2 separate regions of the Homo sapiens genome follow, and region 1 is linked to region 2. A link is an interaction called in ENCODE POLR2A ChIA-PET data of the cell type or tissue named here. Cell type or tissue: HepG2. All regions are shown on one strand.

Region 1 (2,500 bases), 110 kb after region 2:
ACTGCACTCCAGCCTGGGCGACAAAGCGAGACTCCATCTCAAAAAAAAAAGAACAAAAACCAAAAACAGGTGACAGGCCAGGCGTGGTACCTCATGCCTGTAATCCCAACACTTTGGGAGGTGAAGGTGGTTAGATGGCTTGAGCCCAGGAGTTTGAGACCAGCCTGGGCAACATGGCAGGAGCTCGTCTTTACCAAAAATAGTATCCAAAAATTAGCTGGGCATGGTGGTGGGTACCTGTAGTCCCAGCTACTCAGGAGGCTGAGATGGGAGAATCGCTTGAGCCCAGGAGGCGAAGGTTGCATTAAGCTGTGATTGCACCACAGCACTCCAGCCTGGGCAACAGAGCAAGACACTGTCTCAATAAAAAACAAAAACAACTACAACAACAACAAAAAAAAAAACAGGTGACATGAGAAGGAATGCAGGTGTGAGTGAACAGAAGAGAATTTGACATTTTTCAGGGTGTGACCAGGCTACATCATGCCCAGGATAAAAAACAATTTCAGGCCAGGCATGGTGGCTCATGCCTGTAATCCCAGCACTTTGGAAGGCCGAGGCGGGCGGATCACTTGAAGTCAGGAGTTCAAGATCAGCCTGACCAACATGGTGAAACCCCATCTCTACTAAAAATACAAAAATTAGCTGGGCGTGGTGGCACGTGCCTGTAGTCCCAGCTACTTGGGATGCTGAGGCAGGAGAATCGTTTGAACCCGGGAGGCGGAGGTTGCAGTGAGCTGAGATCATGCCACTGCACTCCAGCCTGGGGGACGGAGCAAGACTCCGTCTCAAAAACAAAAAACAAAAAACACCCAATTTCACCAAATAGTGTTTTTCTGGCTCTGCAGGACCCTGCCTCCCTCAAATTCCTTCTGGAGAGCTCTGGGAATCCCAGAGGCTTTTCATATATGCAGAGAGAATTAGCTCATGAGGCCCCCTCCCCATTTTCCCCTTTTCCTGCTCCAGGTCTCAGTGGAGTTGACCCTTGTCAATGCCAATACCCACAGAGAGCCCTGCTGCTGGAGAAGCTTAAAGGGGGCCTGATGTGACTTCTGGTCTCTTCCTCGGTCTGCACTGAAGCCACGACTGCCCAAAGTCAAGGACACTAGTATTGAGGGAAGTAGTGGTCAAGGGCCCAGTGTTCTAGAATCAGGAGATCCAGGTTTCCAACCTGGCTCTGCAGTTCACTAGTTCTGTGACCTTAAGCAAGTTGATTAATTTCTCTGAGCCTCTGCTTCCTTATCTGCAGAGAGGAGGGTAATAAAGAACCTACCTCACGGGGTTGTTGTGAAGTTAGAATGAACAAATGCATGTACACCACTTAGCACGGTGCCTGGCATAGACAGAGTGGTTAACAAATGTTGGTGATTATGATTTTTATTATTATAGTCATTAATTCATTTAACAAGCAAGCTCTAGGCATTCTCCCACATGTACCCAGTACGTCAGCCAAAATGTATTTCCTGATATTTCCCAACATTTAACATGTTTCCTCATCCCGCTGTGGCTTTGCACATGTGGTTTGTTCTGCCTGGATTGCCCTTCACTCCCCATCTGCCTGGCAAACTTGCCCTTTGAGCCTCAGCTAACGCCTGGTCTCCTTGAGGCGCTTGCCTGGACCTCCCACACTGGATGAGACTCCTCCTCTGGTCTTGCGCATGACCAGGGCTCATTGCACAACCCCAGAGGAGACGAGTCATACGGACCCCCAGAGTTGTGCAATGTGGCAACTTTGCCCATATTTTTCCTCTGTTTTCTTCTATCATAATTTTTATCACACTCTTACTGCAATGATTTATTTACCTGTTGGTTTCTCCCTCAGACTCTGAACTCCTCGAGGACTCTGACACAGAGTCAGGGCTCAGTAAGTGCCTGCCTGAATGAAGGGATCCTGGCCCAGTTCCTGAACCCAGAAGCTGCAGCCTGGTCAGGGAGACAGAATGAATCAACGTGAGACATGTCAAGAACTGAGCATGACTAGAGGTTCACACCCCTGAGGCTTTCCTAGGAGAGACCAACAGAGCTGTAAGGGAGGATGTGGTGGTCAGAGTGGGAGACTGGAGTGGAGATGGAAAGAATGAGGAGGTACTTAGAAAATCCAATAGCGGTCGGGCGTGATGGCTCACGCCTGTAATCCCAGCACTTTGGGAGGCCGAGGCGAGCAGATCACCTGAGGTCAGGAGTTCGAGACCAGCCTGGCTAACATGGTGAAACCTCATCTCTACTAAAAATACAAAAAATTAGACGAGCATGATGGTGTGCACTTGTAATCCCAGCTACTCGGGAGGCTGAGGCAGGAGAATCACTTGAACCCAGGAGGTGGAGGTTGCAGTGAGCCGAGATTGCGCCATTGCATTCCAGCTTGGGCAAAAAGAATGAAACTCTGTCTCAAAAAAAAAAAAAAAAAGAGAAAAACCAATAGCTAACACTTCTGGATTGTTCTGCTTAGGGGTGGAAGAATTTCAGCCCCCTCCCCCATGATTTTCATCTGGTCTAAGGT
Region 2 (2,500 bases):
CCCTTCCTTACTCACTTCCCTCTTTGACAGTGAATAGAAGCCACATAGACTCTTCCGAGGAGTACCCATGTGTCACTTCTGGGACAGGCAGCCTCACTCCTGCCAGGGCCGTGCAGGGCAGTCCACAGGCCAAAGGTCCAAGTAGATTCAGCGCTGCTGAGTTGCTTCTGGGTAAGCTCTGCTGGCTCCTGAAGAGCCACCCCTGTCCCACGGGTGCATGCGAAGACGCTTTTTAGTGTGTGAGCCAGTTTAACTCAAGCTATACCTGTGGACAGCACCAAGGTATTTCTGATAGTAACAGAAATATCTGAGGGGAATTTCCCATGGGTCAAACTGAACATGCAAGCACTGAAGACAAAGGGCACGGGATAATAGTCACATATCATTAAAAAACAAACAAAAAAGCCTGCTCATCCTGCAGAACAGGTGGGAGCCAAAGCCTGAGAGTAGATGAGATCATTCAGGGAGGGCTTGCGGCCCAAGAGCAGAGGAGGGCCCAGGAAACCGATTTCTCTAAGGTGGGCAAAGTGAGGGACGGGGACCATGACATGTTCATCTTCATATACTCAGGGCTGATACACAGTAAAAACTCAAAGGATGCTTGATGAATGAATTCATTTCTATTTTATCTTCTGTAGGATATAAAAAGGAAAGAGGCCGGGCGAGGTAGCTCACGTCTGTAATCCCAGCGCTTTGGGAGGCTAAGGCAGGAGGATCGCTTGAGCTCAGGAGTTCGAGACTGGGCAACATGGCAAAACTCTGTTTCTATAAAAAAATACAAAAATTAGCCAGGCACTGTGGCACATGTAGTCCCAGCTACTCGGGAGGCTGAGGTGGGAGGATCACTTGAGCCCGGGAGACGGAGGTTGCAGTGAGCCAAGATCGTGCCACTGTACTCCAGCCTGGGTGACAGAGTGAGACCTTGTCTCAAACAAAAACAAAAATAGAAACAAAACAAAGGAAAGAAAGAGAATGTGGGAAAATGCAAAACCAAAACCCAAAAAAAGAAAAAAAAACCAGATACGTTTATTATCCAATAAACTGAATTGAGTATTTAAGTTTGAAACTGGATTCTACCCAGAAAGCACTTAAAATGTAAACAACATGAATATAAAGTTATCTTAGGAAAATGAAAGTCTGACCAGGAAATAAATGCAAAATCAGTTACCTTTAAGATAACCTCATAGGCCCATAAAACTAGAAAAAACAAGGCAACAAGGCCCCCAGCTGGTGAGGCTGTGGGGAAGCAAGGGCTCCACCAGCCCCAGATGAGAACAATGTGGCCGTCGAGGCCAGGAGCCCGGAAAGTGCACACCCTGGAACAAGGAGCCTTGGGGGTAAACATAAATGAAATGCACTTAGGCGAAAATGGAAATTTTTACAAGGAAATAGAGGTATCTCAGGAACCCAAGGAAGCACACTAGGCCTCAGGAGGGTCGGGACCGAGGAACTGGGAAGTCAACAGGAATCTCTCTCTCCTTTCCTCATCTGGGATTCCCTCCTGCATTGTCTGCTTTTCTCCTTCTCTGAAGATCAGCCTTCTCTGTTTTGTAGTGCACCCATTCATAACAACAAATAGTTATTTCGTGTGTATGACCAAACACAGTTCTTGTATTTCTCTGTTCAAGTGTACCCAGCTAGGACTGAGCTGCAATTTGAAATTCCTGGGAGGAGTGTGATTGGCCTGGCTGGCCCTCCGCTGGTCTAATAAGCTAGGAGGCAGGGTAGTCATTCCTTTATGAAGTTATGATCTCTGATTCCTTTTTCCACAGGAAGATAAATCAGTGAATGTGATAAGATAAGATGGGGAGGGGATGCCCCAAGGCAGAGAGACAGCTCAAAACTTCGAGCTCCAGGCGCTGGTTCCAGCCAGAACATCCCGTTAACCTTTTTCCTGCTTCCACAGTCCACATCCTTGTTATGCCTTTACAGTCTATTTTCACAGAGCAGCCAGACTTATCTTTTAGCGTGTAAATCAGATCATATTCCTCCCCTCACTAAACGAACAAACCAGCCAGAAAACTCTTTAACTCCTTCCTTTAATAAAATCCAGGCCTGGCGCAATGGCTCTCGCCTGTAATCCCAGCACTTTGGGGGCCCGAGGTGGGTGGATCATTTGAGGTCAAGAGTTCGAGACCAGCCTGGCCAACATGGTGAAACCCTGCCTCTACTGAAAATACAAAAACAAATTAGCCGGGCGTGGTGGCAGCTGCCTGTAGTCCCAGCTACTCGGGAGGCTGAGGCAGGAGAACCACTTAAACCCAAGAGGTGGAAGTTGCAGTGAGCTGAGATCGTGCCACTGGACTCCAGCCTGGGTGACAGAGTTGAGACTCTGTCTCAAAAAAAAATTTTTAAATTAAAAAATAAATAAAATAAAATCCAAAGTCCTTATCTAGTGCCTGGCTACTTCTCTGACTTTGTCTTTTACAAATCACCCTGTCATTCACTCTTCTGTAGCCACACTAGCCTTCTTTCTAGCTTGTAAATATGCCCAGCCCAA

The links. Peaks named below come from ENCODE experiments on the same cell type or tissue, not always from the same donor. Only the 100,000 strongest peaks of a DNase experiment are listed, where the experiment ranks them.
Region 1: POLR2A ChIA-PET joins it to region 2 with 11 read pairs; 2 of 35 experiments call an interaction of 5 or more read pairs at or near these places.

The regions. Positions count from the first base shown.
Region 1 is chr1:39,932,884-39,935,383 of GRCh38, forward strand. No RefSeq gene overlaps it. Among named protein-coding and RNA genes, the nearest start is that of MFSD2A, 21 kb to the right of the region's middle. In HepG2, no CTCF peak of the experiment used is centred here; a DNase peak (open chromatin) is centred at 1,558.
Region 2 is chr1:39,825,533-39,828,032 of GRCh38, forward strand. It overlaps LOC105378667 (a long non-coding RNA gene), which reads left to right. Exons shown (of 4, transcript XR_947221.3): 2 at 31-171. Among named protein-coding and RNA genes, the nearest start is that of LINC02811, 9.3 kb to the left of the region's middle. In HepG2, a CTCF peak has its summit at 1,223; no DNase peak of the experiment used is centred here.